Linked DNA regions of Homo sapiens: regions 1 and 3 are each linked to region 2. A link is a loop called in an ENCODE intact Hi-C map of the cell type or tissue named here. Cell type or tissue: endothelial cell of umbilical vein. All regions are shown on one strand.

What was found. Hi-C counts contacts between places; a loop is a spot of excess contacts. Peaks named below come from ENCODE experiments on the same cell type or tissue, not always from the same donor. Only the 100,000 strongest peaks of a DNase experiment are listed, where the experiment ranks them.
Region 1: a loop joins it to region 2, with 3 times the contacts of the local background. A loop is called at or near these places in 2 of 110 quality-filtered maps.
Region 3: it touches region 2 in a loop (4-fold over the local background); 3 of 110 quality-filtered maps call a loop at or near these places.

What each region holds. Positions count from the first base shown.
Region 1 is chr2:212,106,147-212,114,146 of GRCh38, reverse strand. The region is part of intron 2 of ERBB4 (erb-b2 receptor tyrosine kinase 4); the gene reads left to right. Among named protein-coding and RNA genes, the nearest start is that of MIR548F2, 320 kb to the left of the region's middle. In endothelial cell of umbilical vein, no CTCF peak of the experiment used is centred here; DNase peaks (open chromatin) are centred at 3,696, 4,126 and 5,926; H3K27ac peaks cover 562 bases.
Region 2 is chr2:212,028,552-212,036,551 of GRCh38, reverse strand. All of the region lies in intron 2 of ERBB4 (erb-b2 receptor tyrosine kinase 4), which reads left to right. Among named protein-coding and RNA genes, the nearest start is that of MIR548F2, 390 kb to the left of the region's middle. In endothelial cell of umbilical vein, no CTCF peak of the experiment used is centred here; DNase peaks (open chromatin) are centred at 1,161, 1,441, 3,521 and 4,301; H3K27ac peaks cover 4,764 bases.
Region 3 is chr2:211,978,193-211,986,192 of GRCh38, reverse strand. All of the region lies in intron 2 of ERBB4 (erb-b2 receptor tyrosine kinase 4), which reads left to right. Among named protein-coding and RNA genes, the nearest start is that of MIR548F2, 440 kb to the left of the region's middle. In endothelial cell of umbilical vein, no CTCF peak of the experiment used is centred here; a DNase peak (open chromatin) is centred at 3,782; H3K27ac peaks cover 753 bases.

The DNA.
Region 1 (8,000 bases), 78 kb before region 2:
ATTTGTAAATTCTGTCAACACTCCTAAATAACAAGTACCAGACAAAGCCCATGTCTAGTTCACTGCAGAATTCTAGCATAGTACACAGTGTCTATCATGGGGTGGCTGCTCAGCAAATACTTGTGAAATAAATAAGTAAGCAAATTTTATAGCCATAAGAATTCTTTTATTTATGACTTTAAATAAAAAGTCATAATCAGGAAAAAAATGCACAGGAATTACTTTACATTACTTACTTTTCCAACTGAAGTTCCTCTTTATAGTGTCTTGCAGAATCTGTAGTACCTTTCATCTTACAGCCTATGAAATGATTTGGTTAATAATAAATGATATACTACCCATAATGGAAACATGGGATACTTAGCTTATATATTTACACTCTTACATAGAAACCTAACAGACATATAGGTAGTGCAGCTTATTGGCTGAGTTGCATGACTTGAGCAGAGTCATGTAGCCTTCACAACTTTCACTTTCTCCTTCTCTGACCTGCCTCGAATACCTGAGAATCCCTCCAGTAACAAATCCCTTATGTCCAATTCCTTTTTTTTTTTTTTTTTTTTTTTTTTTTTTGAGATGGAGTCTCGCTCTGTCACTGAGGCTGGAGTGCGGTGGCATGATCTCGGCTCACTGCAAGCTCCGCCTCCCGGGTTCACACCATTCTCCTGCCTCAGCCTCCCAAGTAGCTGGGACTGCAGGCATCCACCACCACACCCAGCTAATTTTTTGTATTTTTAGTAGAGACGGGTTTCACCGTGTTAGCCAGGATGGTCTCGATCTCCTGACCTCATGATCAACCCTCCTCAGCCTCTCAAAGTGCCGGGATTACAGGCGTGAGCCACCGCACCCGGCCATACCCAGTTACTCTTTATAAACTAAGGTCTCTGTGGTTTTGCATGTAATTTTCTTCCTCTATGGAATGTCTTTTTACCCTTCTCTATTTGGAAAATCATACAGTCTCTACTAACTTGTTCTAAATATAAGCTATCTCTATTCCCCTAACCTTAACATGCTCCCCCAAATTCGATCTGTATTTTCATCCCCACCCTTACCATCAAGACAAGCAGAATTAATGTCTTCCATTGTTTCTCCATAGTCCTAAGTACCTACTGGTACTATACCGTATGTCACATTGTTTAGGCCTGTGTTAGGTGGTGAGATATACTGTGCATTTTTGTCAATTTATGAAGATTGTACAGAGTAAATGTTCAGTGAACTTTTATTTTTTGAACAGATAATAAGCTGTGTTAAATGGTTTTCTTCCAGTGAATTTTGTTATACTGGAATTATAATCTTTGTAATAAAAAGAAACAGTATTTATAAGCTTCCTTAGACTCACGTTTCATGTTGGCATGGACTAACACCTCGGAAATACCATTTGTTAAAATAGGTTCAGGGCACTGTGCTGGTTTTATGCCTAACACCATCTCCCACTCCTTATTACAACCCTATGAATAAGTGTTGTTATTCACATTTTGTAAGTGATGAAACAGGCTCAGAGAATTAAATGACTTTCTCGGGACCACAGAGCTAATGGGCAAAGTGAGCATTTTAAACCAGTTCTTTCACTTTAAACTTCACACACTTGGACTTTGTCTTGCTGCTGCCTACTATTTACCAATGACCCATTTGTTACTTAAAGAAACCAGGATTTTAGAAAAATCAGTACAAGGAAGGGAGGTTTTCATTAAAAAAAAAATAAAATAAAAATTTCGGAACTAGATTGAAAAAGGTAGGCCTCAGTAGAGCCACAAAATTTGGGGACCCTGAGCAGACAGAGCTAAGATTACTCAGTGCTGGGGACAGTGGGTATAAGGAAAACTGTACCGAGAACTTGAGAGACAAATTCACCTCCTTTGCTATTCAGGTTTTATAGTCAAAAGAATTAAACAGAGACCAAGGAGGATGATTGCTTGAAGCCAGGAGTTTGAGATCAGCCTGGGCAGCAAAGTGAGACCTTGTTTCTACAAAAGATCTGCCTGTGCTCCTACCTATTCCGGAGGCTAAGATGGGAGGATCATTTGAGCCCAGGAGTTTGAGGCTGTAAGGAGCTATGATTGTACCACTGCACTCCACCCTGGGTGACAGAAGTTTTTTAGAGATCCTGTTTCTAAAATAAAATAAAAATAAAAAAGAATTAAACATTCAGCAGATGTTTACTGACTGCCAACTCTTTGAAATTCATGGCACTATGTTTTGTAAAGAAGTACAGTGCTATCTGTAATAGTTGACAGTACCTAGCCCAAATTAATAAGTGCAAAAAAAAAAGGTTGTATAGTGCCAAAAAAGGTAAATGCCACAGACATTCCCAGATTGAACTCAAGAGCGCCTTAAAACAAGAGCTACATCTTATCTTTCTTTATATCCCCAGTACCTAGCACCCTGCCTGGTATTTTTTTAAAAAAGGGTTGTGAGTTAATTAATAGATGATTGAGTAGCATGCATTTGGCAGGGGGGCAGTTATAAGAAGATTCATGGAAGAAACAAAATGTGAGTTAATTATAAAAAAAAAAAGAATAGAGAAAAAGGAGAAGGTATTCTAGGTGCATTTCCACCTGGGAAATCCTCTCCTTTTTAAAAATTCTATTCACAGATGTGGAGGAAAGCAAAAAAGAGAAAGTATTTACCATAGCATAGGGGGAAAGAGATAAGATGCAACAAAATTGTGAAATGTTAGGACATAAGGCTGAAAACGGAAGACCAAATTGTGGGGAGCCTTTAAGACTTGTCAGCTTACTAATAAGCTGTAACAAATCCAGTAGCAGGAAGAAAGTATTATTTGGAGGAATTTACTTGTATGGGTATGGCGTTATTTCAAACTCCAAGGAATTAGTTTAATGAGAGCCTGGAATCAGTTATTTGGAGTGGCAGTTGAAGGCAGAGATGTATTCAATAATCATTATAAGGAAAGACTTAATAAAGACTTAACAACTAACTGCATATAAAGGGTGTGGGTGAAGAAGTAGATAAAAAGATCCTGAGATCTCCAGTCTGGGACATTTGGCAGATGTGTCGTCCAGGCAGTAACAGGGACAAAGGAAGGACAGAGCATTGTTGCCAAAGATACCTGATGGCAGGTTCCTTGAATTTCTATTACTTTTTCAGGAAGAGCCCCTCATTGGAAATGTGCTTTGCATCCCAAGTAAGGTAAGGTACACTGTTAGGGCTCATTCAAGTGTCAGGTAGGCGGGTGGCCAGAGAATGAAAGTGTTAATAAAACATTTATCAGTAAACTTTTATTTGCAAAGACTAGATGACCACTGCATTTATTTCAAACAGTAATCAGATTCAACAAACAAGAAGTTAAGCTCAGTAAACAGCTAGTTGTGCTTCAGCCATTTGGGGCAATAATCTAGGTGTCTTTCCAAGAAATGTAGTCCCCTGAAGAGGCTGGCTTAACCTTTTGTTTGCTGATTGTAATTACAATGCATTTAGAATTAAGATGAAGAGCTTTTTTATTGCAGGAGCTAATTTGAAAGCAGTCCGGTGATAAAATTTGCAGATAACTCTGCTCTAGCAAAGTCCCATTTGAATTTTTCCTATTATCAGTTAAAGGACTTAGATATCAGTGGACTTCGCCTTAGTGTGGTGGTTTGTTCTCAACTCTCATCTATTTCAGTGAGGCGGTAGCAGCAGTGACTGCTTTATTACTCCATGTGAAATAGGCTGCTGGAAAAGTGTCAAAGCCCATGGGGTCAGCAATCTGACATCCTTCCTAAGGAAGCAGAGGGCACAAGCTAACTAACATGTGGTGCAAATAAAGAGGAATATGGTAACAGGAAAGAAGTCAAGTCTTGGAAGAGAAGAAGAGTAAGCAATAAATATACTGGGGACGGGTGGATTTGGATAAGCTGAGAGGAAGCCACAAGCACAGGAATATGCTAATAATGAAAACAAATGCTAAATGAGCTCCACAGTGTTTTCCAAATAGCTTAGATTTTTCGAATCCTTTGAGTGGGATAGCTTCACCTATACACCTTTGACTCCTCTAGTCAAGATTTATAAGGCAACTTTTGCTGCAGTTATCTTAGCATTTATGCACAATTGGTCTTTTTAAGAGAAATTCTCACTACCCCTGTGAAGCAGTGGGACAAGTTCATCTTACTGATGAGGGCAACGAGGCACAGAAAGGTTACCTGACTTGCTTGAGGTCATGTATCAAAAGCTGGCAGAAGTTAAACTCAGGAAATTCTGAAGTGACTCACTTCAGAGCTCATAACAAAATTTAACTTTAAAGATAATTAAGCTCAATTCATACCCTCTGCATCTTCATTGTAGAATTTATGCTATCCTCATGGCTTACAGAAAGGGAAACGTCACAACAAATTGTTGCAGTGAGTTTTCAAGCAGAAATATATCTTATTATTTATTAATATTGAATTGTTTGATCACGCTCTTGCTTAATGCTCTCTTTTACCCTAAAATATACACATGAAACAATCATGTATCCTCCTAGCTTCAATGCTGCTAAAGGGATAGAAGAATCAATTGGTTAGTAAGCTCCTCAGCACAGATTCAACAGCTCTTCTCAGACTTCATTTGGACTATGATGTTCAGATAAAGACCTTGCATGTAAGGATAGAATTGACTGACTAGAGTGTGTCTATAATAGGCAATTGGGACAATATGTTTTTAGAAAGCCATGTCTCAAAAGTAATAGCTGAAAGAAGTGGGTGTGTTGACCTTGGTGAGGAGAGTACTGAAGGGAACCATAGTAATTGTTTTCAGATATTTGAAGGGCTCTCATAGAAAAGGGAGTGGCCTAGTTTTGAGTTGTTCCAGAAGGCAGCATTAGGCAGAAGCTGAAAGGAGGCAGATTTTGGCTTAAAATAAAGGTTTTGCTAACAATCAGAGCATTCTTACAACATAATGGAGTGCCTTGTTAGATGGGAAAATGGACCGGAACTCTTAACTGAACACCTTGTATTTTCTAGGAACCGGGCCATTGGCACCACAAAGCAGCAAAAATAAAAGACAAAATTAAAGATGCTGGCATGTTGTAGGCACCCAAAGATGTTTGTTCATTTTCTTCCCCTCCCTGAGTGTTTCTTATATACATTCCCACAATGATCCATGACATTGTCATTATTACCAACATTCTGCAGAGTAGGACAAGGCAGCAAGAAAAAGGGAGAAGTGAGGACTTGAATGTGTATCTCTCTGTCCCCAATTCTCACATCCCTCCTACTGTGCGCTGCCATCTCCATCACAGAAACCTGCTATCCTGTACTCTCCTACCACCATAGATACTCAGCCAAGAGCAATCAGGAAAGGAGGGACAAGATTTCATGCATTTGGTAGAAAGTTGTTTAGAAAACTTTAAAGTCTTTTTATTCTTTGTGACTCTTCTGTCTTCTTAAAATGTGACGCTACTTCCTCAGCAGATGCTCTGTGCTATTCAATTATACTTTGGTTCTGAAAAAAAAAAAAAAAAAAAAAAGCAGACCCATTTCTAACATTTCCATGACAGGTTTAGTGAAGTGATTGGGAATAGTTGAATGTACTCCTGGAATCACTGCTTTACCCCAAAACTCCCTCTGATTTTCCTTTATAAGTTTATTCATTTATGGCATTCCTTATTTAGGTTGTATCCAACAGGGACTTGGAGAGTTTTAAAGTATGGTATAAAAAATACTGGCATGACCCCTGAACACACTGCTTATCTTTCTTTCTTTAAAACTGCATTCCTTTGATCTTGAGTGCTTATCACTTATTAGTCTCTTATTAAAATGCTAAGATGCTAAGGTGGTTTGTCTTAGGGGGCTTAAACTTTATTAACCAGCATCTCAGCTATTAGATTTTATCTTGATGGAAGTTAGTTGATATTCCACTGATCTTCACGAATAGTTTTGCTTTTTAAATGATAACAGGGGAAGTGTTTGAATCTACCCTCTGAGATGCTTTTTGGGTACCCTACATATAAATCTCCTATTGTTTTTGCTCGTGCTGTGTCTTTATTCTTTCCTGCCTAAAGTGTGCATATTCATGACTCATCTGTGCCACAGTGCTTATCTCAAATAATTAATGGAAAAATAGAAAACCTAGGTTTTAAACTCTTTAATAGTATAATCTGGTATATATTTATTTAACTCTCTGAGTTTCTTGTTTTCTTTTGTAAAATGAAAATATTAGTGTATTAGTTCATTTTCACACTGCTGATAAAGACAAACCCGAGACTGTGTAATTTAAAAAGAAAAAAGGTTTAATGGATTCACAGTTCCACGTGGCTGGGGAAGCCTCACAATCATGGCAGAAGGAGAAAGGCATGTTTTACCTGGCAGCAGATATGAGAGAATAATAGAACTTGTGCAGGGAAACTCCCCTTTATAAAACTATCAGATCTCTTGAGACTTATTCACTATCACGAGAACAGCACAGGAAAGATCTGCCCCCAAGATTCAATTACCTCCCACCAGGTCCCTCCCATGACATGTAGGAATTGTTGGAGCTACAATTCAAGATGAGATTTGGGTGGGGACACAGCCAAACCATATCATTCTGCCCCTGGCCCCTCCCAAATCTCATGTCCTCACATTTCAAAACCAATCATGCCTTCCCAACAGTCTCCCAAAGTCTTATCTCATTTCAGTGTCAAATCAAAAGTCCACAGTCCAAAGTCTCATCTGAGACAAGGCAAGTCCCTTCTGCCTATGAGCCTGTAAAATCAAAAGCAAGTTAGTTACTTCCTAGATACAATGGGGATACAGGCATTGGATAAATACACCCATTTCAAATGGGAGAAATTGCCCAAAATGAAGGAATGAAGGGCTAAAGTCCCCCATGCAAGTCCAAAATCCAGCAGGGCAACCAAATCTTAAAGCTCCAAAAAAAAAGATCTCCTTTGACTCCATGTCTCATATCCAGGTCACGCTGATGCAAGAGGTGGGCTCCCATCATCTTGGGCAGCTCTGCCCCCGTGGCTTTGCAGGGTCCAGCCTCCCACCTGGCTGCTTTCACAGACTGGCACTGAGTGTCTGTGGCTTTTCCAGGTGCATGGTGCAAGTCATTGGTGGATCTATTATTTAGGGTCCTGGAGGACAGTGACACTTTTCTCATAACTAGGCAGCACCCCAGTGGGGACTTTGTTTGGGGGCACCCACCCCAAATTTCCCTTCAGCACTTCCCTAGCAGATGTTCTGCATGAGCACCCTGCCTCTGCAGCAAACTTCTGCCTGGACATTCAGGCATTTCCATAGGTCCTCTGAAATCTAGGCAGAGGTTCCCAAACCTCAAATCTTGACTTCTGTGCACCACCAGGGTCAACACCATGTGGATGCTACCAAGGCTTGGGGCTTGCACCCTCTGAAGCCATGGCCTGAGCTCTACCTTGGCCCCTTTTAGTCACTGCTGGATCACCTGGGGCACAGGGCACCAAGTCCCTAGACTGCACACAGCAGAGGGACCCTGGGCCAGGCCCATAAAACCATTTTTCCCTCCTAGGCCTCCAGGCCTGTGATGGGAGGGGCTGCTTTGAAGGTCTCTGACATGCCCTGGGGACATTTTCCCCATTGTCTTGCTGATTATTATTCAGCTTCTAGCTACTTATGCAGATTTTTGCAGCTGGCTTGGATTTCTCCTCAGAATATAGGATTTTCTTTTCTATCACATTGCCAGGCTGCAAATTTTCCAAACTTTTATGCTCTATTTCCCTTTTAAAGCTAAATGCTTTTAACAGCACCTGTCACCTGTTGAATGCTTTGCTGCTTAGAAATTTCTTCCACCAGATACCCTAAATTATCTCTCTCAAGTTCAAAGTTCCACGAATCTCTAGGGCAGGGACAAAATGCTGCCAGTGTCTTTGTTAAAACATAACAAGAGTTACCTTTGCTTCACTTCCCAACAAGTTCTTCATCTCCATCTGAGACTACCTCAGCTTGGATTTCATTGTCCATATCATTATCAGCATTTTGGTCAAACCCATTCAGCAAGTCTCTAGGGAGTTCCAGACTTTGCCACATTTTTCTGTTGTCTGAGCCCTCCAAACTGTTCCAATCTGTTAC
Region 2 (8,000 bases):
TGGAGCTTGCAGTGAGCCCAGATCACTCCACTGCACTCCAGCCTAGGCGACAGAGCAAGGCTCCATCTAAAAAAAAAAAAAAGAATGTATTTATCCATGATTTGAACTAGTTCCACGGCGTCTGGTATAATGCTGTATGTATAAGCGTCACCAATGCATGCTTTCTAGATAAAGAAGGGTTAAAAAAAAAATGTACTCTTGACTTTCTCATCAGAAACAATTGCAGCTTTCATGTTGCCCATAACAAGTCAGAAATTGAACTAGCATTTAACTGTTTTATCCTTTTTTTAAATCAAGTTTTGTTTGAAGACATTCTCACAGTTCAGGAGAAGCCTTTGGAAAGGAACTGTTGGGATCAGTAGGCTAACTGTCTTCTCAATATGAACCTCAAGTAGATAGCAATGAGGTTGATAAAGGTGACTCATCCTATATTAGTTTTGTCTGATTTGTAACTGATATGAAGATTTAGCATATTAATTATTGATATATAATGGATAACAATTTTACTTAAGTAATACAGGAGGAATTAAGAATATATCTTATAAATGTTTACCTATATGTATCCCAGGTAGAGTTCATATGTACAATCACTAAAAAATGCTGTCTTCTTTTCCTCTATAGGAAATCAAAAGCATAGGAGTAATCAAGTTTAATTTTAGAATCAATTCAAGTGATTGGCAATTTTTTTATTATATGCCTGTTTGGGTCAGGTACTTTGCTAAGAATGAGGACAAGATGAACCTATCCATTCACTTATTCTTTGAAATATTAATACTTATTGTATCTGCTGAGTGCATATTACATGCCAGGGACTGTTAGATTCTGAAGATTCTGAAGACAAAACAGCATTTTTGCCCTCAAGTAGCTAACATTTGCGGGAGGAAAGTACATGACACATTCCTTGCCATCAAAGATTTTATGGTCTAATAGAAGACAATAGCAAATGTAAAAATAGAAACAATACAGTGTGACATGGGTGAAGAGTGAAATGTATGTATGTTAAAACATTATTACAGAAGAGAGCGCAAAGATTTATCTCATCTAGGGACATCAGAAAAGCCTTTCTGAGTTGATGACACCTGAGCTGTGGGTTTTGAAGCATGAATATTTTGCATGTGGATGGAACTAGTTAGAAGTGGGTGGAGGGATGAGACACCTCAGAGAGAACTAGCAGATGCAAAGTCATAGCGCTCTAAAGCAACACAGTGTATTCAATCATCTATAAGCTATTTGACATTAACCCAAATAAAACAGTTAAGTTCTGGGAGCTGAGTGGGGACAGAGGAATGAGATAAGAACCTGTACCTAAGTAGAATCAAATTATGCTAAGGAGCATGGACTTTATTCTATAGGAACTGGAAAGCCTTTCATAATTTTAAGCAAAAGATTAACACAGGCTTGAATTTTAGAGAGACTACTCTTTTAATAGTGTTTCTCAAAGAGGAGAATTGCATTGATTTATGTTCTCTGTTATTAAACTATTAGCCTCTGAATGAACATCATCGTATATGGTGCCTCTATCTAAGTTATTATCTAAGATATTTTCCTACTGCTTGTCAGCGGGAAATAATGAATCAGCAAGGAATTAACATAACCTAATTTTCATGGAGTCATTTCCTAAAAATTTCCACACAAACTGAATTTTGAAAAAGGTGGACATTCACTTTGTTCCAGTGAAACCATCCCATTGGCTTAGCATTTTTGCACCAGTCTCACATATATTTCTTATAATCAAATGAGAGAAAAATCAGTGGATCTTTTCCAAGTCATTTACGTTTCTAAATGTATCAGTTGTGACTATGATATAAGAGAAAAAGGCTAAAGAATCTTGACTATATGGATAAAAAAGAAACTAACATTTGTTAAACTAAAGCTGTTTCCCCCAAGCTTTTATTAATTTCCATACCCCAACTAATGTTATTAACTGTTAAGTTTATGTACTCCCATTATCTATTTCTATAAAGAAATACATGACTATAATTTTGATCACTTAGGAGCTTTCTGAAGTAGTCAATGAGTAAAATTATTGTACGGATCACTTTGATTTCATTTTCCCATCAATTATTATGTCTAAAGGATAGTTTTTGCTTTGTCCATTAGCTGGGAATCATAACCACTATTCCTTTTTAATCCTTTGTAAGGTAAGAAAATAGAGAAAACTAACAAAATGTCAGCTAATAAAGCCATATTGACTTATTAGATATTTATTTCCTTTTTATATATTTTGTCCATTAGAGTAATTTAATAGTCAAAAGTAGAACTAATTGTCTGCTTTCACACAAAGTGAATGTAGGTAAAGGTAGGGAAAATGCATAATTGATATTCCCTGCAGAGAAGTCTCTCTGAAGGGACATATAAAAATAAGAAGAAACACAGATTAGTAAGCTGACACAAAGGGTTTTTTTTAATATGGGTAATTATCTTTATTATGTATACAACCAGTGGGAAGTATACTATCTTCAGACTTGCTCATAACCCCTACTGATTTTAAGAGACAAGAAATAAGACTTTGGGTCTACACTTCATTAAATCTGCAATTGTTTAAAGGGTTGTGTTTTCTTCTGTAGTTAAATGAGGAAGCATAATGATTCATTTTTGATTATGATTTATTGAGATTTCCTGCTACAATTTTTGTGGCATTCAGTATTTTCCTTATACTATTTCATTATAGAATCTTCACAGCGTAATTTGGTATTAATATCTCTATTTTACACATGAGTAAACTCAAACTCAGAACTGTTAAATAATTTACCAAAGATCAAATAGCTAATAAGTAGCAGAGATTATATTAAATTAAACTAAGGTCTCCATGACCTTAGAGCCTCCAATTTTAACTAATACCTAAAATGGCTTCCATGCCACTGTTTAAGTTATTACTTCTGGTAATACTTATATTGTAAATGTTGCCCTTTGGTATGTACAATTTTTACAATTTCCTGGATCAAAGTTAAAATAACTCAATTTATTTTAAAAATACAGTTACTTTATAAATTTTAAGAACCATATTATGAAGGTTACATAATTCCCTTTTCTGTTTAAATACAAATATTGGAAAAGTTTTTTTGCTTTTAATATTTTAAAATTTAGGCTCTTTGCAAAATATATAAGGAATTTGGTTCTTAATTGTTTATCATCAGTTTTAATACTCTGACATGATATTATTTTGGTTGCCTTGAGCTGCATTACAAAATTTAATAAAATATTATTTTAATAGCACCAATGATTAGCTACATACCCAGCTTCTCTTTTGAGATCCCAAGGGTCCTCCACTACCTTCATTAGAAAAGTAATCTTGATATCACTAATTTGTTTTTCCAAATTGCCTATCTAAAAGTGTACAAAGAATAAGTGAAAGATTTGGGAATATAAATCAGTCTCTAACATTATTATAGATTTCTGAGTAGACTAAAATGGTACATTTATATAATTTTGTAAGTATCATTTCTCCCTGCCGTGTATCTAGTTTTAAGCTGTGTTAATAGGGCCACCAAATGAATAGACTCAATGTTACTCAATATCCTTTCCCAGTTTCCTATCAACTCTCACATAGAAGTGAAATTAGTCATCTTGCTAAGTTTGTTTTATTTTGTTTTGGGTTTTTTTGGTCCAGTCTTTCTTCCTTCATTTCTTTTCTTTTTTAAAACTCCTTTTCTCTCTGAGAAAAAATAACTGAACTTCCTTTCCCTCTTATGATATTTTCAGTTCCATATAAATATTTCTTCCTATAATTTCTTATTTCAGGAACCACTCTCTAGCCCATCTATGTCCTTACCTATAAACTTATCAAGAAGCATGTCCATATGGAAGTCTGTAGAAATAGGGTCAGTGCCAATACCACCCTCCCCCACCAAATTGTATGCTACTAAACAAGTACTTTATTTCCTATGTATATTTTATTTTGAACAAAGAAAAATGTAATTTTCTCTAAAGATTATTTTATTAAAATTATATCCACATATAAAGTATTCCATTTGATATGATAATGCACTGATGCTTAAATATGTACTTATCAAAAGTGGTGAAGGTATTAAACTAGTCTCTATCTGTTCATATTTGTTTAAATATAAAACTATGAAGCCATGCATTTTTGTGGCTTTTTAAAAATAATCAGCAGAATGCATATGTGGCATTTTCATATTGCTTTCTATAATAACATCTTGAGTTTATTAGTGGCCAATTTAATTTGTGCTAATCAGCCTAAGGCAAAAGGAGTGGCAAATTAACTTGACACATACATTTGATGTTTTTTCAGTATTTCTAGGTTTTGCACTATAACCACAACATGGCAACCCAGAATAAACACACAGATCTACAGTGTCACTTCCAATTACCACATTACTTTAAATAGCTGTAACTCACTGAAAAGCCAGCCGTGACTCATTATCATCTTGGTTTTAGCTGAGAAGGCCTGCATCAACATTGCATATGAAATGGCATGTTTGAAAATTGTACACTTTCATTAATGGTCTGAATCTGGATTTACAGCATATTTTTCTAAAATAATATTTAGCAATATTAATATACTTGGCAGAGTCATTCTTACTCAGACTCAAAACAGGCACCAAGAGACAGCAAAGTTGCTTTCCCTGCAGGCTCCTTCTTAACTCCTACTCTAAACTCACCAGGGATTGTGCAGCGGGAAATAGTTTAGTGACTAGGGAAATTGCCATAATAATCTTTGCCATCACTTGTCTTTCCTTGAGTCTTTTCTGCACACAATTTAATATAAAGTGTCAGAAAATGACTTCTCTAAAAATTTTGTGATACATATCGTCAGCCATCATTTTTCTAAAGAACAGTAACCTCAAAATGTGGTCCATAGAGTTACCATTTAATTTTTTGTTCAAACTGGGACACTTTTGAAAGTGAAAGGAGTCACTATTGATAATTAAACCATAAAAACAGGTATAAAATGAAATCGTCCACATCATATCTGAAAGTCTGGTCATTCTATCATCAACTGCTCTGCAAGAGAATCACGTAGTGTGATTGTTTACAAATCTAAATTCCTGGAGCCCATCTGCTAAACCAGAATCTCTGGCTTTGTGGCCTGGGGGTCTGCATTTTTAAAAAAGCTTTTACAGTTGCTTCTTAAGTGTATTAAACAAATAACAATAGCTGGCATTATATAATGATTAACATGTGCCAGGCACTTTTCTAATTTCTAATATATGTTATGTTTTAAAGCCTCACTTTAACTATGATAGAATGACAGGTTGATATATAAAAAATTTAAATATAGAAGGAAATGTGGCTACTTGGAAACATTTGAATGACTGGTCAAAAGATTTACATTTTACCTCGATTTCTGGAATCTTGCAAGTCACAGCCTTAATTCAATAATCTGGGATCTTGAAAAACAACTAAAAATTTGAGAACAAAGTCATTAGTGAAGAGATGATATTTTAGCTGGGCCTTAAAATCAAAGATTTTGCTGGGCAAAGAATGGAGCCAGAAGGAGTAGCTTGGGTATAATCAAGGAATCATAAAATATCTAGCATGTCTAAGAGAAGTGAGTTTCATGAGGCAGAAGACGGATGTTGGATAAGAGTGTGAAAGGTAATGAGGCTGGAATGGTAGCCTGGTGTTAAATGTCGGTGGATTAGCAGATACTTTGGGATACATACTCTCATTTGCACCCCTCCCCCATGTCTTTTTAGTACTGTATTTACAATACCATGACGGCTGGCTCAATTTCAAACTACCCACGACTGATGGTTTTACCTCCTGGAACTTTCTCTGCTTACAATTGGGGCAGCCAGAAATGCTGGAGAATTAACATTCCTCAAAGAATAGTCCACAACCAATTATTGAACTTGGTGGATTATTACCCCAGTTCCCTTGCCCATTGTGCTAAATAACTTTGAGGTACATATTCTCTAAAGGTCCCCAGGGTCCCAGCAGGATTCAACAAATGTAATTAGATTGATAACACACTCTTTGTCACTGCTTTCTCATCTCTCTTACATTTTTCTATTTCCCTACCCTTGTTTCTTGGAAAGAGCTCACCAAAGTTTGATTTGTGCTTGAATCTTTGATTCAGGCTTGGCTTCTGAAAGAACCCAAACTAAGACAACATTGTCTCTTAGGAAAATAATTTGGATTTTATCTAATTGCTTACTAAAGTAGGCAACTAAAGAAATTTAAACCAAGAGAGTGAGGAACTTTATATTGCAGCAAGAAAAGTAGCAGCAATGGGAAGGAGAGACTGGATAGGGGAGAAAGTGGTGGTAAGGCATCCAGCTAGTTAGACGGCTGGTGCAGGATACTGTTAGAAGAAGCCTGGATAAAGGTAGTGAAATAGGAAAGGGAGATATATGAGGCTCCTTTTGAAGTAGAACTGAAAGGATTAAGTGATTGATTGGATATGGGGATTGAAGATGGAAGTGCGTTCATACATTTCATCATTTGTATGAAATGATGAGCAAATCAAATTAATGAACTTCCCAAACTCAGTAGATAGCACACAGTGATACCACCTGTAGTCAGGATGCAGGCTATCCTTTGTGTAAGCCCAACAAGTGCTATTTATGTGAAATAGTCACAGCCTGGTATGCCTGAATGGCTCATCTTGATAGTACAGTGCAAAACTTGCAAAACCTTATGTGGCAGAAAAGTACAGATTAAGCTAAGGAATATACGAGGCAAATGAGAAGGCTTGTTAGAGTGGGGATTGTAGAATTTGACTGAAAATTTTGTCACATCATTTCAGATGTGGTATAGATTACACACTCGGTATTATCCTGAGCATTAAATACATAAGTGAACTTAAACAAAATGTTTAGACACATTAATGAAACCTGAGAAGTATGAATACTGATAAAATAATAGCTGGAAAGCAATCTTTTGGAAGACTGTATGAGATGAATGCATCTAAATCAAGTCTGCATTCTTGTCTTTTAAAACCTACAACTCAGATATTGCAAATTATAGAAAGCACGATGTCATGAATATTCAGAACTTATCTTTTTGTACATGCTGATTGCTTTAGGAAGTTAAACCCTAAATACAATCTTAAATCCTTTTTTAAATGGTACTCTTATAAAAACATACACAGATATCAAGCCCTTTATAATCTAGACAATAGGAGTTAGTTATGTTTGGGTGTTACTCAAAGCTTCTGCTTAGGAAATGTAGAAGGCTGCTAGTATGATCCTACTGATGCAGGGCAGGGAAGCCCCAAAGTGGAGCTTAGCCCACGAAAGAATTTTCTTTCCAGGGCTTTGCCCAGGAAAGAATTCAAGGGCAAGATGGAGGTAGAAGAAAACAGCTTTATTGAAGAGGCAGTGTTACAGCTCTGGCAGTATTACAGCTCTGTGACTCCTTCTGCAGAGCAGGACTACCCTATAGGCAGGGAGTAGTAGCTCAGGGCAGTTTTGCTGTCATATTTATACCCACTTTTAATTACATGCAGATTAAGGGGCAATTTATGCAGAAATTTCTAAGGAAGGAGTAGTAACTTGGGGTCATCAGGTCATTGCCATGGAAAGGGGAGGCAACGCCCGGGTGTTACCATGGCAATGGTAAACTTACATCGTGCACTGGTGGGCATGTCTTGTGGAAATCTGCTTCCACCCCGGTCCTGTTTTAGCTAGTCCTCAATTTGGTGTGGTGTCTAAGCCCCACCTCTGCAGTTACATCCTGCCTCCTACTTCACTAACTCTAGAATGTCCCTCTCCTGCCCACTTACTTTTTGCAATAAAAATTCACATTTAGACATAAATTCCTTTGGGTTAAGTCTACTAGGCTCCATATAAAAATGAATGCTCTCAAGGGTGAGCACCACTGTAAAAGAAGAAAATAAAGTATAGAGAACTCAGGTATGTTGAGCTTTTAAAGGGTGGAAAAGGGCAGAAAGGGCACAAATTGGGGAGATCCAGGGAACTAAAGGGAAACTATTTCACAGTTTTGATTAATGTTTTGCCTGCGTGCAGTCTGTTAGCTTTTTAGTGGTAGCTGACCATTAAAACCTGCTGTGTTCCCTGCCTAGAATGGAACAA
Region 3 (8,000 bases), 50 kb after region 2:
ATACTCTGAGAAAGAATCTGTTCCAGGTCTTTCTCCTGACTTCTGTGATTGCTGGCAGTCCTGGGATTTCTTTGACTTGTAGACCCACCACTCAGCCTCTGCCTCCATCTTCACATGGCCATATGTGTTTGTCTCTGCAGATCTGTTTTCTTTTCTTATGAAAACCTAAATCACTGGATGGAGGCCCACCCTAATTCAGTACTACCTGATCTTAACAAATTAGATCTGCTATTTCCAAATAAGGTCACAGTCTGAGGTCCTGGGTGGACATGAAATTTTGGGAACAGTATTCAAACCAGTACAGACAAGATTATTTCAAAGATCCCTTCGATACAACATTTTAAAATGTGATGACTTTAGAGCTTTAGTAGTATTTTCAATTTTCTCTTAAGCAAGATTTTTAGTATGACTGCCCATAAGATTTGGAATTATTTGAGTATTTTTAAATAAATTTTTGTTTACATTTGGATATTTTTTGAAAAATATCCAAAATAATAAATTATTTTATAATAATTTAAATTAAATTATATTTTCCCCTTTCATCCTTCTAATACATAAGAGACACTAGTTTTATGGAACTGGTGCAGTGACTTCGCTGACTTGGCATTTAGATGTTTTTAGTACTTAATAATTTCTTCTACTCACATCTGTAATGAGTTCTGTATTTGCCACTTATGAACCCTTTTACTGATGGTCAATTTGGTCAATGAGGCTTTGAAGCTGTTCTGCTGGAGTTGTTCTAGAAAGCAATCTTAGGCATATTCCCATGTTTATGCTTGAATTTACTGTACTTAACAGAAGTATTACAAATACCGAAAAATCTAATGATTCGATAGTAAATTAAGAGTAAAGAAAAAGACTTTTTTTCCAATAGATTATTTTTTCATTCCTTCCCTTCCTCTCTTACTCCCTTCCTTCTTTCTTTACTTCCCTCTTCAGTCTATCACATTCAGAAAACTATCAATATCATTGCCAGTGTGCAAATCTGGGTACTTTTTACAATTAAATATTCTGGATTAACATCTTAAATAGGTTTCCGACAGTGGTAAGAGTCTTGTTGCCAAAACCGAAATGTTTGTCAGTGAGTATGTTAGCATGCTTGGATTATGCATACAATTTTTCTTAGCTTTTCAAAATATAATTATGTTACATTTACCATGAAAACAATAACACTCTAAGTGTTATATGCCAGGCCAGGCGCCGTGGGCCGAGGTGGGTGGATCACCGGAGGTCAGGAGTTTGATACCAGCCTGGGCAACATGGTGAAACCCCGTCTCCACTAAAAAAATAAATAAATAAAAAATTAGCTGGGCATGGCGGTGGGCACCTGTAATTCCAGCTACTTGGGAGGCTGAGACAGGAGAATTGCTTGAACCTGGGAGGCGGAGGTTGCAGTGAGCCAAGGTCGTGCCATTGTACTCCAGCAAAACTCCATCTAAAAAAAAAGAAAAAATGTTATATGCTAAACTTTTGAACATGGCTGAAAGTTGTTTTATTCTAATAAGATAGAAATAGCTATACATTATTCTTCATTTTTTTTTGGTTAGCATTTATTAGATACCTTCTTTATTCCATCAGCATACTAGGCATTGAGGACACAATGTTGAGTACAAACCTGAATTTCTGCCTTCAGCAATTCATAATCTAATTAAAGACACGGGCACATGTACACATGACAGCCTAAGGTACAGGGTTTAGATTAGTGTTACTTTGAAGGAATTTCCAAACTTTTGCTGTACCTTTGAAAATGGCTTATTATAATACTGTAAATTATGCAATTTTCAGAGCATAATATGCTATTATAAAGATACTTTTTTCATTTTTAGTTATTTTAATTATTTCACTGCTATAGTCTGAGTGTCCCCTGAAGATTCATACATTAGAACCTAATTCCTGGTATGATAATATTAAAAAGTGGGGCCTTTGGGAAGTGATTAAGTCATGAGGGCTCTACTCTTTGAATGGCATAAGTGCTCCTATAAAAGACATATGAAAGGGCTCTCATTACCCTTCCACCATGTGAGGACATGGCAAGAAGGCACCATCCGTACCATCTTTGATGAAGAAAGCAAGCCCTCAAGCAGCCACTGAATCTGCTGGCACCTTGATCTTGGATTTGGATTTTCTTGACTCTTGGATTTTATCTTAGATTTTCCAGCCTACAAAACTATGAGCAGTGCATTTCTCTTGTTTATAGATTATCCATTCTAAGATAATTGTTATAGCAACCTGAATGAACCATGACATTTACTATAATAATGTATATTATAGATCAATAATAGATCATTATTCTGTCATAATAGGAAATAGGATTTTAGACATTTTTATACATTATCATTAATATAAGGAATGTTATTGATAACTTCCACAATATTCAGTTTTGTAGCAGATCTCTATTCTTAATTCTTTCAAATACTTGAAAGTCAATGAAGCTGTTAGTTGACTAGAAATGACTACCATCTCTAAATGCTTGGGTTTACAAGTTTAATTAAACTACAATTCTAACACTTTAAACCAAATGTCAGTGTTTTCTTTTATTTCTAAATATGACATGCTGTGGAATCAGTCACTTTATAGATTGATAGGTAGTACAAATGATTCTGTTTTGATTTATCTTCAGGATATGCTTTTATTCTCAGTTGTGTGTGCTGGATAAATCATGGGAGTACTTTACAAATGCATGACAAAATGATCTAGCATTAAACAAATGTCACTGGGATACTGATTGAATAAACTCTATAGCTATACAATGATCTTATTGAAAATACAGTTTTGCTTCTCACCAAATCTGCTTGCCTTTCAGTAATTTGAACTACCATCTCCCCAATTTATCATTCTGGAAATGTGAGAGTCAACCAGCCTTCATTCTTCCCTCTCCTTTATCTAACAACAATACCAGGGTTTCCTTTCCTTCTTTAACATCTCTTAAATCACTCCATTTCTTTCTAACCCCACTGCCTCTGCCTCCATCCATGCCACTGCCATCTCATTTGGCTTTCTAATACAGCTTTCTAACTTGTCTTCTCACATAAATTCTTTCCACCTTCCAAACTATCCTCTACCTTTACAACCAACCATTTCATTCCTTGTTCAACACCCTTCAATTACTTCCCCTTGCTCCTGAGATAAAATTGAGATTCCATGATATGGTATAAAGGAGAATTGGCAAAATGGTAAAAGTCATGACTCACGTCAATATATAACATTTTTAAAAAGTCAAAAATGTTTTGTAATGTAAGATGCTACAACCATTGAACCATTGTAAAGGATAGACATACATAGACAATAAGGAATGCTGAAATGAAATTTTAATGATAAAAAACTGTATTGCAAAGAGCAAAAATGTAACATTTATAATCATCTTTTTATATGACTAATATTATTACTGAAAAAATTCATTTTAATTTTTATAAATAGGAATCATTTGCACCTCCATTTGTTCACCATGGATTAACTTGGACCTCTATGAAGTGGCAAAACAGCCTGGCCAAGGATAAAGGGTCAGAGCCCTATAGAATCGGATAACCTGAAGGCTCCTCTAGGAACAACACACTGCATTCTATTGAAAGGACTCCCAGTATTCCTTTTGTCCAAAGTCTTTCACAATTTTTACTGACAGTGGCTTGCAAGGCTGTGCGGTCTTGCTCTAGCTCTCCATCCTCCTCATCTGGTAATATCCTCTTTGTCTGTACTCCATCCATTCTGGAATTTGACTCCCAAACATTTTTTTCTCTCCTTGTTCTCAGAGCTTTAACACTTGTTATCCCCTTTTTGTGGAACATTTCTTCCTGTACTTTTTGTTTTTTTGTTTTCTACAGGTCTCTGTTTAAAAGATCACTTTCTCAAGGCAGCCTCTAGGAAACACTGACTCACTTAGAACTTCCTTTGGTATATTCCAGGACATCGTTTTAGTAACACTGATTGTTACTAAGTTGTAATTGCTTGATTACTGCTTGTACTATCCTTTAGTCTGAAAAATTATAGGAGGACAGGGACTGTCTCTTTTCTCATGAATCTCTATAAAGCTATATTGAAGAAGCTCAATATATATTTATAAATTTATTAAAATCTTCCTTGAAGGTTTATATTTATTTATTGTTTTTATCAATATTGCTGCTGCATTTTAAAATATAATAATGATAAATAATAGTATTTTAAAAATTATATCAATAGTAAGCATATATTGAAGTTTATCTTATACACTAATTTATTCCAAAATATGGTATAAAACTTACTAACCAGCTGAATTTATGAAATTTGGTGCATTTCTCACTGAGCAGATAAAAGAGCTATTTTTATCCATTCAGTGAGAGGTATCAAACAGCTACTGTGTTACAAAGTAGAAATTCAGGCATCAAAATCTGAGAGAGCTCATGTGCACATACTCATGTGGATTTCAGAGGCAAATGCAAATATTTATGAGTTCTGTAGTAGGCTTCAGAAACGGCCACAGTGGTAGCAAAAGATAAAATGATTAGTTCTGCTTTGGTATGTACAAAAGTGTCCACAGGGAAAAATTGCTAGAAGTGATGTGAGGGTTTCAAAAGCACATCAGGATGTAAGGGAGGCCATTTCATACTGAGGAATGGGCAGGAACAAACCACAGAGGCATGATGCATTTCAGGAAAATGAAACAAGTTCAGTGTCATTGCAGCATAGCATACATTTAAGGTAGAGGCCAGAGACAGATTCCAAATGGCCTTGAATGCCATACAAAAGAATTTACACCTAAACCTACAGGCAAAAACCAGCCACTAAAGAGTTTTAAGTAGGTTTGGATTTTTAGAATTTATTAGAATGTAACACAGCAGTTCCCAAAGTGCTCTTCACTACAAGGTCATCGGTTAGAATTTTGCTCTGTATATACCTTTTAATCGAAGATAATAGAAAATGAAGTAAGCTTTCCTCATTGATGGTCTTATTTAGTCTGTGCGCAGGTCCAGTGTACCAGATGAAACTGCTAGCACGTGGTGCTCTTAGGGAAGAGTGGGAACCCCATTGTGCAGAGGATAGACAACAGCGTCCTCTCTCACTTATTGGTTTGCTTTCAGCATATTGCTGAGTATCACAGGTTGCATTCCTGGTTAAGTGGTTTCTGTAGATAATATTGTTAATTTTAACTAAATGAACATTCACAAGATAGGAAGTTTAAGAACATTCTTTAAGAAAGCATTGGATTGAAGAGAAATTATAATACAGATGGTGGGGAGCGGTATCGAGATGACACGGCTGCTCCCTGCTGTTCTTTCACTGTACTCCAAGGTTAAAAAGCAGTGATGATCTACTCAAATCTGACAAGAAAGGGGCGAAAATTCAAATGATTAAGAAGGCCATATGAAATATGGATTTCCTTATACTATATTTAATTATGAACTTTGACCTAACTGTACAATGTGTCCTGAGACATGAGCTAGTAATCACATGTGACCTTCAAAATCTGCATAACATTTTCAAACAAAGCATCTATAAAATAAAGATGTATGTATTTTTTTCTGGGAATGTTTAAGATATACAATACTGAATCTAAGGAGGTGTCTTGCTATATCTGGTGAAATAGAGCATCTATAAAATGTACAAATAACAACAGGTACACATATCAGGGAGGCATGCTCAAAAATCTTTTCACTAAATACTAAGGGATGACTGTACTTACATTATTTAAAACAAACAAACAGCCTTTAGAACAGAAATTATCTCCCAGGGGCCTGTAAAAGTAAACACATGAGGTAATGCAAATCATGTTGATTAAATATCATAGTTTGACAAGAAAAGATTCATTCAGAGTATGAATCTCATGAAAAATTTTTTAACCATTTATGTTACCATCTCTTCGGTCTACTCAACTGCTTATATTGATGCACTGAAAGTCAGGGCTTTCAAGAATCTCTCAAAAGTTCTTGGCAATTTTCTAGAATGTTAATTCTTAGTTTGACACATTTCTTTTGCACAAGTGTATTTCTTAATACTCCACTTTGTACTAATTCCATTGATCAGCATACAAGTTAGTCATATGTCTTTTTCTTTTCAAAACTAAGCCTCAATTCTATTTTTATTCAAGAGACAGAATACTCTTTCCAAATAATAGGTCTATACAAATTTACTTATGTTTTAAAATGACCTCATTATATCTTAGTGTCTTCAAAATAAGGTTGCGATTAAATGTCACGTTGAGGAATCTCACTCTCAGCATGTTAGCAACTCTTCTATATTTGAAGACATATATTAAAGAAAATTGCAAAACAGAATTGATTTGATGTCTGTAATTTGAAAAGAAAATGGAGGTTCAGTAACTATGTGGTGAGTTCATAATGGGCATAGATGTATAAATCATCTAATATTCCAATTAATGAACATTATTGAGTTAGGGATTGATCCAGATAGTAAGAATCAGAGGTAAACAGATAAACAAGGTCTCTTCTTTTATGGAGCATGTGTTCATGGAAGGATAAACTTCAATTTAAAAGGTGAACAAATGATTAAACATTTCACTGAACCTAATAAAACAGTATAATGTGTATTATGGCAGGGAAGGCTAAATACTTTTCAAACAACTAACTTGTACTTCTACTCTCTTGGCTATCAACACCTGATTAAAGTGGCCCAGGAGAAAGAAAAATGTAAAAGAAGAAATACCTATTGAAAATAAATACTTTTCTTTAAAATTAAGTTTAAGGATTACCAGAAGCATAATTTTGTCAAAAGTAGAACTAAAGAGTAGACAAGCATAGGAAAGAGAGTTGAAGAATCATTCTTTTTAGTAGTTACTAAAGCTGTTAACCTTATATTATACCTCAAGAGATAATGTGGTTAAAAAACAAATGAAAATACATAAACTTGATATACAAATTGCTATAGGCAATTTGCTCATTTTTGCCTGAGCAAATGTGACAATTTCTTGCCAATTTTTTAAGATAATCATTTTAGATAGCCACTTCAGTTTTCTAAAATCTGTCTTGAATGTATAACTAGTAATTCCCAAAATTCCCCTTTGTATAAACATAACTCATGTTATTCCTAGGCGATATTCATATACTGTGGAGAGATGGTTTTTGTTTGTTTGTTTTGGTCTATTGTGTTTCCGTGGTAGTGTTAAGGAAGAGGGAGTTGGTGATATGAGCATCTACGTTGCTACTGTCATGAAAATCCTTGAAATTCTGAAACACTCATTTTTCTAAGAACTAGAAATCCATTCTTGTCTTAATGTTTTGTTTCACTTTTTCCATATATCTATGGACTTTCAAGAGAAGTATTAGATGATTTTCTGATACTAGAAGTTGAATTACAGGAAAAAAACACTATTTAAAAATCAGATTGATGTCTAAAATGTTGTAATATTTAACTACTTTAGACTGGGCTGGTACAAGATGATGGATGGCTCTTTGGTGTAGTTAGAGAACACCTTGATGTTCACCAATTTATGATGGTGACATATCCTCAGGTCACCAGAGGAGGAATTGAGTATGGTACTTAGGACAAACAACAGTAAGTGCTTTAACAGTTCAACACTAAAAATTGAATGCCTTTACACAGTGTTTCTTAACCATATAAAGTCTAAAATAGATATTCTTGATCAGAAGATAGTCATTTAAAGACTCAGACAATTTAGCTGGGTATAGTGGCACATGCCTGTAGTCCTAGCTACTTGGGAGACTAAGGTTGGGAGGATCCCTTCAGCTTAGAAGCTACAGTGAGTGATGATCAAGCCTCTGCACTCTAGCCTGGGCTTAAGAGTGAAACCCTGTCTCATTAAATTAGATAGATAGATAGATAGATAGATAGATAGATAGATAGATAGACAGACAGACAGACAGACAGACAGACAGACAGACTCAGACTCCTTTCACTTTCTGGCTCCACCTTCCCTAAGGTCCTTGGAGTTGTCTGTGTTTGGCTGTTTGCTAGGGAAATTATAGAGAGGATCCCAAATAGGAAAAGTGACACAAGTCACTTTCACCCATGTTCAATTGCCCTGCACTTACCCAACTGCCAGAGAGGCTAGG